2 separate regions of the Homo sapiens genome follow, and region 2 is linked to region 1. A link is a loop called in an ENCODE intact Hi-C map of the cell type or tissue named here. Cell type or tissue: heart right ventricle. All regions are shown on one strand.

Region 1 (8,000 bases):
TGTCAATGGCCTTTCGAAGTCATACATTTTAAACTGGAGTTGTCTTCTTGCCCCCTTAGATGTTTAGGTAGTGTGGTTTTTAAAAAATAAATATTGATCATTTGTTAGCTTTCACATTATAGAATCCTCTCCAGAAGAAAAAAAAAGCTTCTTTTCTGCACAGAGAAGGATGAACACAAAAGAAATTCTATAAATAGGATTTTATGGAGTGGAAAAAGTTGGTTCCTAAATTTCCCATGAGATGTCAGTAGTTGTTAAGAGGAAATGAGAATGATCATTTCAAATATTTCTATACTTGGACTCCTAATGAACTTAAATGATTTGTGATTCTCTCCCATCCTATGTGCCCAAATTCCTTTGATTCTGGAAAACAAAAACAAAAACAAAAACAGACTATTTCTTCAAACTGGTTCTACATCAGAGAGGAAGGATGGGAACTGCCATTTGCCACTTCCCCATGTGTGCCAGGCACTGAGCTAGTCCTTAAAAGATCCTTGTACGGTGAGCAGCCTTTTTCTTACTGTGCAAATCGAAATTTCCTAATGTAGACGCAGAGAGCTTCCATGACCTGCACAAGGTTACGCAGCAAAACCAAGGTTCAAACTCATGTGCATTTGACTCCAAAGCTCATCTTTTCCATGTACATTTCTAACCTATCCTTTCCTAGAAACTTTTCTGGCTTCTCATGGTACTCTATTTCCTGGACTTTTCTTCCACTGAAGAATTTATCCTTCCACTCATTAGTCATTTGAAGAGCTGCATCCCCAGGCATAAGGGAAAACTGTTCTCAATGATTAAGAGCCACATTTTTACCCCAGACTCTAAGATCACGTATAGTCTCTGAGAACGGTATCCAAGGCCCATTCAGCAATTCATTGCTGTCCAAGCCCAGAATACTGCCTACACAGAGAGGACACAAATAAATTCTCATTCAGTGGATAGATGGATGAAAAATTCATTCCAAAGTCTTGATATCTTGACTGTTGGAGTCATTCATTTCCTGTTTGAGTTTATTGAGAATGTTTGGTAACCACAGGGCAAATCCAAGCACCCTGGTTGCTTAGCCCCAGCCCCATATCCCAAAGCTTGCCACAGGAGTGCTTTAGAGGCTCCAACCCTTCTGGTCCCTGGCCTGAGACCTGGTTTCTTGATTCCTGAATCCCTCCTGCAGCCCTGGACTGGGCCATCTCCCCACAGCTCCCAAGCCCACTACTCTATCTTCCAAGGATGGACTAGATGTGAATTCCGGCTGTGTGACGTTGGGCAAGTCACGTCCCATCTCTTGAGCCTCAGCATACGCTTCATTGAAATGGGATCAGGAATACCACCCTCAAGGAATGGTTAAAATCCAGAGAGCTGATGAGCAAGAAAAGCCCTAGCATACAGATAGTGCCCAAGAAATGCCTACAGAATCAAGATTCTTTTAAGGCATTTGCATTTCCTGCCTACCGCAGCCAGCATGGATCCCTCCTCTGTCCCAGTAGCAGATGCTGCAATCAACTATATTTGCAGGCATCACTAGGGAGGAAGAGTTACCTTGGAAAGGGAATAAACGGAGAATTTCTTTGGTAAATTACGGCTCCTGCTAAAGGTTTGACACTTCTATTTTCTACCTGTCAGAAAAAAAATGACTATATACCAGTGGTCAGTTTGGTTTCCCTTTTAATACTCTATTAACCCACAGAGCAAGCTAGGCAGCGCTCCTGACTTGTGGAAGAGCAGGTAGCCCAGAGGACACTGATATGATAATTAAAGGACACTGTGGCTGTTCCTAATGAAGCTTTGTAAATTAGCAATGCAGGCTGTTCGAATACCCTGGGAGAGACTGGACCATCCTCCCCCACAGAACCCAGTAGATAGCCGTCTTGGTGACAAGTGACGTGAAAACCTCCGCGTCCATTGACATGTGGTTACTGGGGCTCAATAACCGTGTGCTGATGTGCTTTGAAGTCTGCCACCGCGACTCGTGATTGAAATACGGAGCAGGAGCCCAGGAGGAAGCAGGATGTGCATTGATGGCCTGGGAAATACAGGCGGGAAGAAAGAAAGGGAGGAGGGAGGAAGGGGGCAAGAAAGTGTGCTGGCATACAAGGAGCACCAGGCTCGTCTGGGCACCATGCGGGGCACATGCCCAGCCACTGTCATTAGGGGTGCGCTTGGGTTTGGAGAGGGGCCTCTGATGCCCAAACCCTGCTTGCCAATCAACCCCTCCCCTGTCCGGTCCCTAACAGAGCTATTCACACAAGGGATAATGGCAAATGGGAAATCAAAGAGCCACTTCACCATTAGCTGAGGCAGTGGATGTGGATTCGTTTGAAAAGTTGAAAGCGGCATTGAATGTAGTTCAGCCAACCTGACAGCTGGCCCAGAGGCCTAGCTTTCAGGATTCCCTGGACAAATCTAGCCTGCCTTGGGACAGGCCTCCCAGCACGATCCTGTCCAGGACAGGGGTGCACCTGGACAAGCCAAGGGCTGCTTCCAGTCTGAAGAGAGAGCCCAAGCCCTGTACACAGATATTCCAACTGGTGTACTCCATTTCTCCAGAACGGGCAGGGTCACTCACTGAAAGGTTGGGCTCCAGGCAGCCTCTGGGGTGAGATGGCTCTAGATCTAGAGGAAGAAAAGGGAAAAGGGGGAGAGAGTTGGGGAAGGGAACTCACAATTGCTGTGGGCCTACCAGGTGACAGGCACCATGCTGGGTTCTTGGCATGTACTCACAACCATGTGGGCAGGTATTATCATCTTCATTTTAGAGCCCAAGAAATAAAAGCACAGAAGGTTTAAGTAAATTCCCCACAGTCACACAGCTAGAAAAGATTCCAGTCAGGATTTAAATCCTAATCTGTCTGATGCCTAAATCATGCTCTTTTTGGCATACCAGACTGCCCTCCCCTCCACATTTCCAGACCAAAAAAAAAAAAAGCTGGGGAGGGGTAGGAGGATTCTAAACACCCCTGCTGTGGCATGGACAGGGAGCACCAATGCTGACATCAGACTGAAAACCTGGTTACTGTGGCCTCCCTGCACCTAAACAAGTGGAGCATCCAAAGCTCAGAGGCCCGTCCCCCACAATCCTCCTGTCAATTCCAGGTGACTCCCCTAAAGTCAGGAACAAGGAACCTCCCCAGCAATTCTGTGTCAGCCCACACAGAGCAGCAAGGACCCAGCCTGTGCTGTTCTGCTTTATAAATCTGGGGCTTAGTGTGGCTGATTCAGGGCTTATGTAGAATCTTCAGGTGACAGATTGAGATGGGTAAAGTACAGAAGCCTTGAGCCCTTGTCCATAGATTTGTCCTCAGGGACTCATCTGGTGAGCATTTCCAGTGGGAAATTGCTTCTGGACAGTAGTGATGGCTTCAGCCTGTACTGTTGACATGCTGTCATCCTTGGGTCATCTGAGCATGACACCGTCAGCTGCCTGGACACTCCAGGAGAGGGCAGTGCCGAGGGCCTAGCTTCCCCTCCTCCTTCTGGAGACTAAGAGATAGGAAGATGAGGACACGTTGCTGGTGGTATTTCTTGACATGTGGAGTTTGTTCTCTTTTAGAGCAAGCAGGGACCCACATTGCTGTGCAAGGTCAGGCTGACACACAATGACTATAATAAAGACCACCTGTTTTATAGATGAGGACACCGAGACTCAGAAAGGTGAAATGTTTTAACCAGGGCCATGCAGCTTCCAAGTGGCAGAGCCAGGCTACAACTCAAGACTTGCTCTCCTGGCCAGGCACAGTGGCTCACGCCTGTAATCCCAGCACTTGGGGAGGCCGAGGCGGGCGGATCACCTGAGATCAGGAGTTCAAGACCAGCCTGGCCAACATGGTGAAACTCCGTCTCTACTAAAAATATAAAAATTAGCTGGGTACCTGTAATCCCAGCTACTCAGGGGACAGACGTAGGGAGAACTGCTTGAACCCAGGAGGCAGAGGTTGCAGTGAGCCGAGATTACAATACTGCACTCCAGCCTGGATGACAGAGCAAGACTCTGTATCCAAAAAAAAAAAAAAAAACACTTGCCTTGCTTTTCTAAAGTTCTTGCTCTTTCCAGCCTGTTAGACCCATAACTAACCAAATGGCTGAACTTACAGGAACCTGAGGATCTAACCTCACTTACATCACTGCCTTCTCTACCATGGCTCCATGCCAGTCACCCTGCGGTAGTTCCAGCTGTGGTAAGGGAGGACATTCCAGACCCAGAACACAATCCAAACAAAAACAATGTCAGTCGGTTCAGGCTGCTAGAACAAAAATGCCACAGCCTCAGTGGCTTAAACAACAAACATTTACTTCTCATGGTTCTGGAGGCTGGGAAGACCAAGATCAAGGTGCTGGTAGATCTGATGTCTGGTGAGGACCCAATTCCTGGTTTGCAGACGGCTGCCTTCTTCTATGTTCACATGGTGGAGAGTAGAGAGGAGGCAGGCTCTCTAGTGTCTCTTCCTAGAAGAGCACTATTCCCATTCCCAAGGGCTCCACCCTCACGACCTAATCACCTGTCAGAGGCCCCACCTCCTAACACCATCACATTGGAGGGATAGGATTTCAACCTATGGATTTGGGGAGGACAAACATTCAGTCCCTAACAGGAGTGGAGGAGAGATAGACAGGACAGGTTTCAGGCTGGCAGTGACATGTCACTTCCCATTGTTGGCAGGAGCTGCAAACTCAGCAGCAGCAGCCTGTCCATGGCTGCCGTGGACATCCTCTACATTGACATCACACGGAGGTGGAACTCCATGACCCTGGACCAGCGGGACTCAGGTATTTGACAAATGCCTCTGCCATGGCCTGTGGGGGTCCTGACAGGCATGGGTGGTATATTTTCTGTTCCTTCTTGTCAAGGGTTCAGATGGGGGAAGAAGATGATGCCATCAGATCTAGACATAATCCCAGGGATTGAGCTGAATTTAAATGCTGGAGCACTGTCTGCTACCGAATTCTCATACCACCGTTAGCATTCCTTGCCTTTGCTTAAGGCTCAGATTCCATCCATACTGGGAACACTCAGTTATTCATTCATTTGTTCACCCCTCACACACATTTCCTGAGCAGATGCTGGGCCCAGCCTTGGGTGGGCTGGAGGGTATAGTGCTTGGTTCTCGTCCTGAAAGAATTCACTGTAGCATTGGGAGGCAGATGAGAAAATGATGCTAGGTAGTAGGATGCCTGGCTCGGAGGGAGAGAAGCTCAGAGAAGCTATCCGGGAACTCAGCGGAGGAGCTCCTCATCCAGGGAGGGCCAAGGAAGACTTCAGGAGAAGGGTGTACGGGATCAGCTGGTGAACAGGGCTGGGACAGACACTCTGGCAGGGCTATTGCCTGGCCGTGGCCTGGACACAGGTGAGGCTGTTGAGCTTAGACCATACCAAGTAGCCCAGATGGGCTGGAGCAAAAAGGGATGTGAGAAGGGGTAGAGATGGGGTTATGGGAGCTGTCAAAGCCTTGAATGCCACACAAGAAAATTTGATCTTGATCCTCTAGGTTCTGTGGTGAAGGGTTCTGTGAGAAGAACCCACCTTTAGGTGGATGAGTTTCCTATCTTTTTTCTCACAGAGGGTGTTTCTCTCTCTCTCTTTTGTTTTTTGTTTGTCTTTGAGACGGAGTCTCACTCTGTTGCCCAGGCTGGAGTGGTTGCAGTGGCACGATCTCAGCTCACTGCAACCTCTGCCTCCCAGGTTCAAGCAGTTATCCTGCCTCAGCCTCCCAAGTATCTGGGATTACAGGTGCAAGCCACCATGCCCGGCTAATTTTGTATTTTTTTTTTTTTTTCAGTAGAGACAGGGTTTCATCATGTTGGCCAGGCTGGTCTTGAACTCCTGAGCTCAAGTGATCCGCCTGTCTTGACTTCCCAAAGTGCTGAGATTACAGGCGTGAGCCACTGCGCCCAGCCCAGAGGGTGTTTTTCTAAAAAAATTATAATAACCATAACTGATATTTGTACAGCTCATCACAAAACTTCAAGGTCCTTTCATGCATATTTCCTCATTAAATGTCCCGGTAAACCAGTGCAGTAGGCATTATGAGTCTCATTTCACAGACGAGTAAACTGCAGCTCAGGTGACACAGATCACACAGGAACTGTGAGCCCGCAGCACCCTGGCACCCACGCCACGCCCTCTTCTGGCTGCCTCCCTCCAAAAGGGACGCACAGAAGGGAGGCACCGGGTCGTGAGGAGTGGGGCAGCTTGCTCCTGTGAGTCTGTGGAGAGGACATGAAGTCAGGTTGGGAGATCCAGATTAGAATTGATTATGCCATTTCCTGCCCATGTCAGCTTGAAAAGTCATTCCACCTCCTTATCTCCAGTTCCTCATCTGTAAAATGGCGCCAACAATCCCTGCTCTCCAGGGTGGCTCTGAGGTCTTTGGAGTCCTCGCTGATGGTGCGAGGCAGTTTATCTTATTAGTGGACACCCCTTGGGGAGAATCCTGGGGGCAGTCTGCCTGGCAGCTGTTGCACCCCTAGCCAATCCTGCCCTACACCCATGTGGGCCAGAAACTTCCCAACTACAGAGATGCAGCCGGTCCTTCCTGCAGGGCACTGGCGCTCAGACATCATTTGCTGTTTGGCTTTGTGTTTAGTAGTGATGCTCCTGGCTGCCAGTTCTTGGCCAATTCTTATATGCCAAGCACTCTGCAGGCACTTTACATGTGCAGCACCGGCTAGAATTCTCCTAGAGGTAGATATGATTATCTCCATTGTGCAGAGGAGGAAACTGAGGCCTAGAGAGGCATGGCTGGTGGATAAGGTTCAAACACCAATCCACCCGAGCCCGTTCCAGGTTGCCTTCTCCTACTCACTGGTCCTAGAGTGAGATGACCACCGAGCTCCCTGCAGCTCCCCTTTCTTTAAGTCAAAAGCAAAACCCAGGAAATAGCAGCAGTCATTGAATCAACAAGATGAGTGCCTCTATCGCATCTCTGCAGTTGGCAGCTCCCTTACAGCCCTCCCTGGCAACCAGGAGAGGCGTGAGATGGAGCGTCTTCAGGAGAAGTAGGCAGATTAATTATCATTTCGAGGACTGAGAGTGCTCATGTGACAATCGAGCAGCGGCACTTTCTGCTGACACCTTCAGAAAGCAAAGAAGTGTTTGCTCTGTGAGCTGAATGTGGGGAGTCATCCAGGATCCCACGGAGGGGGCCAGATGAGGGGGTGGGAGTGGCAGTGGAATTATTAAATATTGAAATTGATCAGGAGTAGCAGCAGGAAGCTATTTATCATGTTTTATTGCTGCAAACTAGCATTACCATCTGGCCCATTGTTAATTCTGAGTAGTTTTTCATGTTTTGTTTGCCTCTTAAATTGCTCCCGGTAAGCGGAATCCACGGGGGCTGTCCGCAATTCAAGCTCCGGTGAGGTTTTCTGGGGTCTGCCAGGGTCTCCGTATTCTGCTGACCAAGCTATGGAAATGAGAAAAATACTTATTTTTAGCACATACTGATAAGCAAATTCAGGGCTGGGATCTCCCAGGCCCTTGGCCAGACCTCAGCCCCTGACTAGGTGGAATAGTCATCACCAGGTGGAATAGTAGTAACAGCAGTTTTGAGATTACTTCACTTGTGCATATATCGCTGCAAATTCTCACGCCAGGCCTTCGAGGTGGGCAACAGCACCCCTTTTTACAGATGAGTACCCTAAGGTTCCAAGAGCAAAAGTGACTTGTCTAAACTCCCACAGCCAGGGAGCAGCAAAAGAAGGCAAGATTTGAACTCAGTCCTCCTACCTCCTCACCCAGGGTGCTCTCCCCCCATCCAGGGCTACACCAAGCAGTGCTTGTTCACTTAAGTGATACAGAGGGGGCAGGGCTGGTGAAGCAGGAGTCAGAGGGGACGGCAGCAGCGGGAGGATAAAAGTCAACTCACAGGGCCTGCTGGGAGGACAGAACTGGAGCAGAGAGGGTGCCTGTCCAACCTCCTGTCTCCCTTTCCTCCGTCCTCTGAGTTTTCCTCACTCCTGGAAGGAAATAGCAGGGCCTGGGGGTCTAGGAAGTGGGCCTGGGCATG
Region 2 (8,000 bases), 170 kb after region 1:
ATTAATACTAATGAGGGCTCTTCCAACACGCTGCTGAGAATTAGTCAGATGTGTTTAGTAAGCCCTGTCTAAGCTTCAGGCACTGTATTAGAGCTTCCCATGACTTCTCTTTAATTCTCACAACCCAGTGTGCAGATGGGAGAACAGAAGTTCAGAAAGGGCAACTAATTTGCACAGCACCGCACGGTCAGGAAGCGGCAGAGCTGGGTTCAACACAGCAGACAGGCTGCTCCAGAGCTAAAGCTCTCATGTAATTCCATTACCAGACTGAGGCGTTGAGCCAGCACCTAAGCTGCTCTGTGACTCAGTTTCCCTGCTGTACAATGCGGGGATTAGTCTAGCTGATCTCTGAATTCTTTCCAGCTTTGTTGTGCCTCCCTGGTGACCCATTTGCAGGTGACAACACATGGGGGGGGAGTCTCCCGGGGACAAATGGGCACTAATGGTGGGACTTTCAGGTTTGCGCTGGGCCACAGGGAGCTTCTGTTGGGTAGGATTCCCCTGCACTTCCAGGCACCCAGCTGGCCCGGGGGGCCCCAAGGCAGCAAGGCAGGAAAGAGATGCTATCTTGTTTCTCTCCCTGGACCAAGAGCCACCAAGGAAAAAACAGGACCCCAGGGAGCTCCAGGACTGAGGACCAGTAAACACTAGTGGGAGGGAGGGGTGGGGGAAACTCCATAAATCCACCTGAGTAAGCAGTGCTTTTAAAAGCCCTTTTCACTACAGAATACAAAATGCACCATTTTAGGAGAGGATTTTATAGGCTATTTCTCCTGGGTGATTTACCATCTGCGGGCCAAGGTTCACCTGGGAGTCCTGGCCTCAGAAGGCCCATGGGTATGGGGTGGAGTCAAGGTCAGTTTCTTTTTTTTTTTTTTTTAGATGGAATTTCACTCTGCCACCCAGGCTAGAGTGTAGTGGCGCGATCTCAGCTCGCTGCAACCTCCACCTCCCAGGTTCAAGCTATTCTCCTGCCTCAGCCTCCATAGTAGCTGGGGTTACAGGCATGCGCTACCACGCCCGGCTAATTTTTTGTGTTTTTAATAGAGACAGGGTTTCACCATGTTGACCATGCTGGTCTAGAACTCCTGACCTCAGGTGATCCACCCACCTCAACCTCCCAAAATGCTGGGATTACAGGCATGAGCCACCACGTCCGGCACTTTTCAAGGCAAGGGCTGGTGTCCTTGCTGGCCTCTGGTGGGCTGGGTCACTTGTCTTGACCTGTCCTCCCAAGGCAGGGGACCACTCTGGCCTCAGACACCCAGTGTGGGGGCTGGCAGAAGTGTGGGGGCTGGCAGAAGTGGAGAGGTCACGGCTCACCCTCTTCCCTGCTCACCCTGCGCTTACTCCATTTAATTCGTTTACTCCCTGTCTCTCTCTGTCTCGTGCACCTTCATTCCGCAAGCCCCTCATGAGCCTGCCACAGGTGAGTCCTTGCCCCAGTGCTGGGAGTTCAGACAAATCAGAAACAGTCCCTGTCCTTGAGAAGGTGACCACCGTCTGGTGGGAGAGACAGAAGTGATGGATCATGAAGTCACAGAGTCCGTGAGGGAGCGTGTACAGATGGGGTGTTCTGCAACCTGGACAGAGCCCTGGATGGCACTAGTGAGCTCTGGAGACAGAGAGAGATGGGGAGGAATTGTGGGTAGAAGGATCCGCCCACACAAAGGCGTGGAAGCTGGGACAGCCTGGGGGGCTTGAATGCCAGGCCGGGGAGCTGGATCCCCCACCCTGCTGGGAGCCATCTAAGGTGCTGGAGCAGGGGAGTAACAAGCTCAGCTCGTTTTAGACGTTCTTTAAGCAATTCCACAGGAGAAGTTACTCATCCCGATGCAGAGCCTTGTGTTAGAAACAGATGTCACTGCTGCCACCTCCACAGAGGGCCTCCTGGCTTTGGAAACAACAATTGCCGCTTGACAACTCAGATATAATTATGTCTGTAATCCCACCAAAATACCACTTGATCGTTTCATTTTTGTAGCATGAGGAGGTGGGAAAATGAAGGCGTCTGAGCCTTGCCCCTGACATGCAGGCTCCCCCACCTCCCAGGAAAGGGGAGGACCTGCAGGGCCACAGGGCAGGATGACAAGAGGAGAGCAGTTCTCTCCTATCCCAGGGGTGTCTGACCCCTAGGGCCAGGCCTGCTCAAAGTAGGGGCAGGACAAGATAAGGCAGAGAGATGGGGAGGCCTGGGTCCAAATCTCAGCTCTGTCCCTGCAAGCCGTGTGGCCCAGGACAATGCACCTCCCCTCTCTGGGCCTCAACATCCTCGTCCGTAAGATGAAGAGAAAAACAGCACTGACTAGCAAAGACTGGGCTGCATGCTATGGTCCAGGCGCTGTGAGAACTTCAAGATCCAGGCCCATGAGAGGAGCCACCCTCAGCTATCTCTTCACTCCCCATCTGCCTTGATTTTGTCACCTTCTATGAGTGAGATTTGTGTTATCTGAGCCTCGAGTTGTAAGGATTAAATGAGACAATACTTAGAAAGTGCTCAGCACAGGGCCTGACTCAGAGTACTATGCAGAACAGGATTCAAAATCCCCCATCGTACAGACAGCAGAGGTGGTAGAGCTGGGATTCGAACCCAGGCCAGTGGGACTTGGAGTGCAAGCTCTGACCACCACCCTGCCTCTCCCACAATGCCCGCCTTACCCCCTCTCAAAGCAGTGGTAGGTGGAACAGGTGCCTATAACCCATCAAAGGGTGGCAGTGACTGAGTGTCTGTTGGCCCCAGCCTGGTGACCACAGTGCAGCAGCCCTGCCTGACAGATCACATGCTGGTCCACCTCACCCTGTGCCCTTTCTCTTGGTGGACAGCTGTCCCAGCCCCAGACCTTGTTCCATCCAGTGTCCCTGACCAGGGTCCCCTTTCAGAACCCCTGGCTTTCTGGTCAACCTAGGCCCAGCTGGCACAGCCAGTCATGCCAGGCCCAGCCATTGACAGGTGCTCCCGGATCTGAGCTGCTCCCAGCCCCCAGCAGTATGTTCTACACCTTGTTTAGCCAGCTAACACCTTGTTGGGCCAGCTCCCTGTGGCCCCTGACACACAAACCCCTGGGACTTCAACACTCACTGGGAGGAGCCACCCAGAAGTCCACTTGCTACCCTCTGCTGCCCCCAACTGGCAGGAAACCACCCTGCGCAGACACCTCCATCTCCATCTGAACTCACCACCTAAGAACTTGGTCTCTGGTCCCCTAGGAACCCCTCCAGCCCCTCTCCACCTTCTACTGCCAGGGCTGAGCCCTAGAAGTTCAGTCAGGGGTGATGTTGCTTTGGGGCCGTGACGGAAGGGTATGGAAGTGGGAGGGGTCTGCCCAGTTACCTGGGGCTCTGGAGGAAATGTGGGGTGGAGGTGCACCCCTCACACAAGCAAAGGGAACAGGTGTGGGGAATGCTGCCTTGTGCCAGGCACTGAGCCCTCACAGCCACTCTGTGGGGAGGGGTTCCTGCCCATTTACAGACAGGGAAAGAGAGTGGGGCAACTTGCCTGAGCCATCCTACAGAAGGGAGCAGTGGCCAAGATTCTAATCCTGCTTCATCCCTGGGTTGGGGGGACTATCCCTGGGAGAGGCCAGCACTGTACCCCAAGACCCTGAGTGGGTGTGAAGAGAGGAAGAAAGGCCCCCACAGAGAGCATTCCACTCGCCAGTTACTGAACCTGGCAGGGACTGGGGTGGTGGCCTTTACACCTTAACGGGAACCAGTTCATCTGATTCCATGCTGCCCAACAGGCTTAAGTGCAGGGCTGGGGAAATGGAATTTACAGGGATGGCCTTCTGATGTATTTGGAAGTCCCCAGGGCAGGAAGAGGAGGGGGTACAGAGGCTGGCTTGTTCCCTTCACTTCCATCCTCCTCACTCACACTGCCCAAGCCAGCTGCCACTTGCCAGGATGAGGCAGAAGATTCCAGGGATCCTTGAAGTGGGCTCTTCCCCCTACCCCTGCCCAAGGGCATTCTGAGCACAGATGTTGGGGGGGTTGGAACAGGCTCCTGAGAACCTGCTTGAGAAAAGCAATTTGCTTGTCCCCCCAACCCCATGCTGGATCCCCACCCAGTCTTGGTCTCTGCCCACTGAAGGAGCTCCAGACTCTCCTAGCCTGGTCAAGTATGCTGCACTCCATGTCTGCTCTGGCCTACTCTGGCCCACCTCACCTCCCTTGCTGAGGACCTCATACTCCTGTTAATATGGCCTTAGATCCCATCTGCTCTGTTCACTGCCGTGGATCTCTTGTCGCTTCCATTCCAGCCACTTCCTCACATTTCAGCCCCCAAACTGCGCTCAGTTCCTGCTGTCATTTGCTCATGCTGTTTCCCATGTCCTGGCCTTTGCCTGGAATGTCCTTTCCCCTTCACCTGCCTGGAAATTACTTCACCAAGCCCCGGCTGGCCCTTCTGTATTTCTGCAGGTAGCAACTACGTTTTCATCCTCTTTGTATCCTCAATGACTGGCATAGGCCCTGACACATAGTTGGTGATGATGGCAAATTTATCGAAAGAAAGAATAAAGAAAGGCAAAAGGAGAGAAGAAAGTAAGTTCGTTCACACCGCAGCAAGGCTCGCAGACGAGAGCTGGGCTCCTGCCCCTACCACCCACCAGCTGGAGACCTGCTGAGGCCAGGCCTCTCTCCTCCCTAAGCCTGGGATCCTCAACTGTAAAATGGAGCTGATGAAACCACCTTCCTGTGTATTAATGGGGTGGGGCGACAGCCTCCCAACCCTACCAATACTGCAGCAGTCCCACCTCTGTCCCAGGCCTCAGACTAGCCTGGTCTTGGATTCAGGAGGCTCCAAGACCCCCTGTCCCCAGACTCCTGCCCCGAAGAACATCCTTGCCCCACCCTGGCCACCCCGGACAACTCCTGAGTCCCACCTTCCAACACTCCCTCTGCAGAAAAGGGGGATGCCCCCCGCGGAAGGCAGACACAGACCAAAATGACGGTAATGTTCCTTTTGGGTTTGAATAGTTTAATACCAATCAGCCTCCGTGAAGGGCAGGGATGGAGGGAGTGAGGGTGGAGGGGGCGGAGGGGGCAGGGTTTGCTCTTCCACCACCCCGCCCATCCGCTGAATACACGCCGGATGCTGGGTCAGGAGACTGACTCACAGAGCAGAACTAAGCAAATTCCTCATACTTCAAGGAGAAAACTGGGGCGCCCATGGTGGGACCCCACCCAGGGGTCCAGCACTACCGCCCTGTTACAGCCAGGACCACGTGGCTGACATCCCTCCACTGGTTGATGGGCCACAAACATAAATATGTCCCAAGTGAACGACCATCTGAGATGGACCCACAGCAGCCTGGGCCAGTGGAGGGAGCCCCAGCAAGTATCCTGGGCAAGCTGCTCCTCTCCAGGCCTCAGTTTCCCCATATACCCTGGGACAGATCTGGCTTGTCTGATCTGTGAGCCTGGCTGGCTTTTCTGTTCCCCACCCCAACAGCCACCCGGAGCCTCCGTAGCTTGGAAGGGGCACAAATGGGGGGCAGCGGGGCCGGCTCTGCAGGGAGCAGAGAATGCCCCCTCCTGGACCTGAAGTCATGCATTCCTCCTTCAGGCAGCCCGCAGCCCAAACTTCGGGTCCCTCTACAGCTGGGGCTGGGGCCTGGTGGCCAGGAGGGGGCAGTGTGCAGATGAGCGGGAAGGAGCTGTCGTGGGGCTCCGAGGGCAGTTGGACCAAAGAACACCCATTCCTCCCAGGAAATGTGATGGGGGCTGGGAGAAGGGCTCAGCTCAGACGGGGTGGCTGATATCCAGGTGCTGGGAGGAGAGGACAGGAAGGAGTAAGGGGTGAGGACCACTGGATGCGGGGGAGAGGGACAGAGACCTGGGCTCAACTCCAGGCCCTACCCTAGACATGCTGTGTGACCTCAGGAAAGGACCCTCCCGTCTATGATTCTCAGTCCCTCCTCTGTATAGGGAAGGGTTGAACCAGTTAATTTCCAACAGCCTTTCCATGGTGACATGGGCGGGAGGGTCACCCACTAGCTTGCATGTTTGTGTTCACATGCCTGTTTCTTGAGTTTGTGTGACAGAAAGACAGCTGAAACATGGGGAGGGTGCAGGGAGGCTACAGGAGTGAGAAAAGGGGTGAGCAGCTGGAAAACCTGAGGTCCACAGCTCAGAGGTCTACTGCTAGCTCCACTCACAGCCATCATCCACTGTGGTTCTTGTATCCTGCAGGGGAAAGTCCAAAGGCTTTAGCTCACCCACCAAGGTCTCTCACTCTTCTCTCCAGGCCCTGAACCCATCCAGCACTCCAATCACACAGGGCCATTAGCTTGTTTCCTTCTATTCACTTCACTAACTGAAATACTCTTCTCCCTTGGTTCCTGACGAACTCCTATACACTCCTCAAAGCCCAGCCCCAAGAGTCCCTTCTTTAAGAATTCTTCCCTGTCCTTCCTGGCCAGAGATAACTGTTCCTTGTTCTGTCACAGCATCCTATGCAGGGTGTGCACAACCAAGCACCAATAAAAGTGAGTTGTTGAAAGAAACCAAAGACCTGCTCCTAGAAGCATCCATAATCAACCCAATGTTGAGTTTATCTGCAGTTTCTGCCAGACCCCTGGGCCTTCCCCTCCCTGACACTTCTCCTTCTCCATCTCGCAAAAAATAGCCCTGAGACCTAATTTCAGCTAAACCTTCAAACACGACTCTCCACTTTCAACTTCCCGAGGAGGAATCAATTGGCTGTCAAGTTTCCCTGAGCCTCTGCCACCTCCCACACCCCAGGCCTGCCAGCCATCCTCAAGGTTGATGGGAGGGGGGTGGGGGCAGAGGAAGGAGGGAGGGAGGAAGGACCCAGCCCGCAACAGGGAAGTTTGGGGCTGGGGAAGGGAGCAGGCTAAGGAGCTCGTGGGGAGACCAGGAAGAGTCATCAGCTCTTTGCCTCCCAAATCAAACCACGGCTCCTCTGCCATGGAGTGGCAGGAGAGAAAGAACAGCATGCTGTTGCTGCTAAGGGGTCCAGGGCCTGGGGAAGCTGGGTGGGCACATGCAAAGCCCCCAGACCCAGTCTGACCATTGGTCTATGCAGATCCAGGGCCCCAGCTTGCTGCCTGCCACCCTTCCCTCCTTCCCTTCCAGGAGACACTACTGGCACAGAGCAGACAGACCTGGGTTTGAATCTCAGGAGCCTGAGAGCTGATGGCCACAGATGCACAGGAAGCCTCTCTGGTCATCTACTCCCAGGCCCCTTCCCCCATCCTCATTCAGGGCCCCCTATAACTTGCAGGGCACATGCCAGCCTCGTAGCACTGTGTGGTCCTGGAGAGCCACTCCCCTACCCCCCAACTCTCCCTATAGGAGGGAGGGAGTTGTCCCAGATAGGCAGAAAAGTTCCACTCCTGAGCAAGCCACAAAGCTGGTATGAGGCTGTGCAGGGCCTGAAACCTGGGTCGGGGAACTCTCTAGAGCCCATTCTCTTAGCTACTGCACCAGAACATTTAAGCACCTATTTATGCCTGAACTGTACGCTGCCTTACAAAGTCCATCCCCCACATTTCACAAAAGGGGAAACTGAGGCTCTCCCAGGGTCATACAGTCTACAAGAGGCAGGGGCAGGACTAGCACTGAGCCTTCAATGCCCTACAGAGTGGCTGCAGGTCCTCGGCTGACTCACAAAATGAGGAGGGGTGGCATGTGATGGTGTAAACAACCCAGGCTCCTGAACTGCTGTCAGCTGGGTGGTGACCTCTGACAAGCCCTTCCCAGGCCTCAGTTTCCATGGAGAAGGTGGACAGGCTGAGCCTTGTAGACCTTACACCGTGACTCATTGATTCTCCCTGCGGAGCACCCCTGTAAGAGATGCTGACAGCCTGCCATCTGGGTTTGAAATGGCAGTGAAGGTGGCAGTTATTCCAGTACATCCTGTGGCATCTCCCCTGCCTCCCCGAGGCAAAACCATGTTTCCTGGGTTCCCTCGAGGGTCTACACAGAGCAAAAGTCAGCTGAGCACGTGAGGACATAGCTTTTGGGAGCCTGTAAGTGAG

The links. A loop is a pair of places that touch in the nucleus more often than their neighbours do. Peaks named below come from ENCODE experiments on the same cell type or tissue, not always from the same donor. Only the 100,000 strongest peaks of a DNase experiment are listed, where the experiment ranks them.
Region 2: it touches region 1 in a loop (7-fold over the local background); 32 of 110 quality-filtered maps call a loop at or near these places.

What each region holds. Positions count from the first base shown.
Region 1 is chr9:121,857,098-121,865,097 of GRCh38, reverse strand. TTLL11 (tubulin tyrosine ligase like 11) reads left to right here. Exons shown (of 9, transcript NM_001139442.2): 8 at 4,655-4,761. Among named protein-coding and RNA genes, the nearest start is that of DAB2IP, 210 kb to the right of the region's middle. In heart right ventricle, a CTCF peak has its summit at 3,430 (motif pointing right); DNase peaks (open chromatin) are centred at 1,877, 3,437, 3,727 and 4,167.
Region 2 is chr9:121,682,173-121,690,172 of GRCh38, reverse strand. The region is part of intron 2 of DAB2IP (DAB2 interacting protein); the gene reads right to left. Among named protein-coding and RNA genes, the nearest start is that of DAB2IP, 35 kb to the right of the region's middle. RefSeq lists enhancers at 2,857-3,006, 5,374-5,874. In heart right ventricle, CTCF peaks have their summits at 3,128 (motif pointing left) and 5,616 (motif pointing right); a DNase peak (open chromatin) is centred at 3,132; H3K27ac peaks cover 3,850 bases.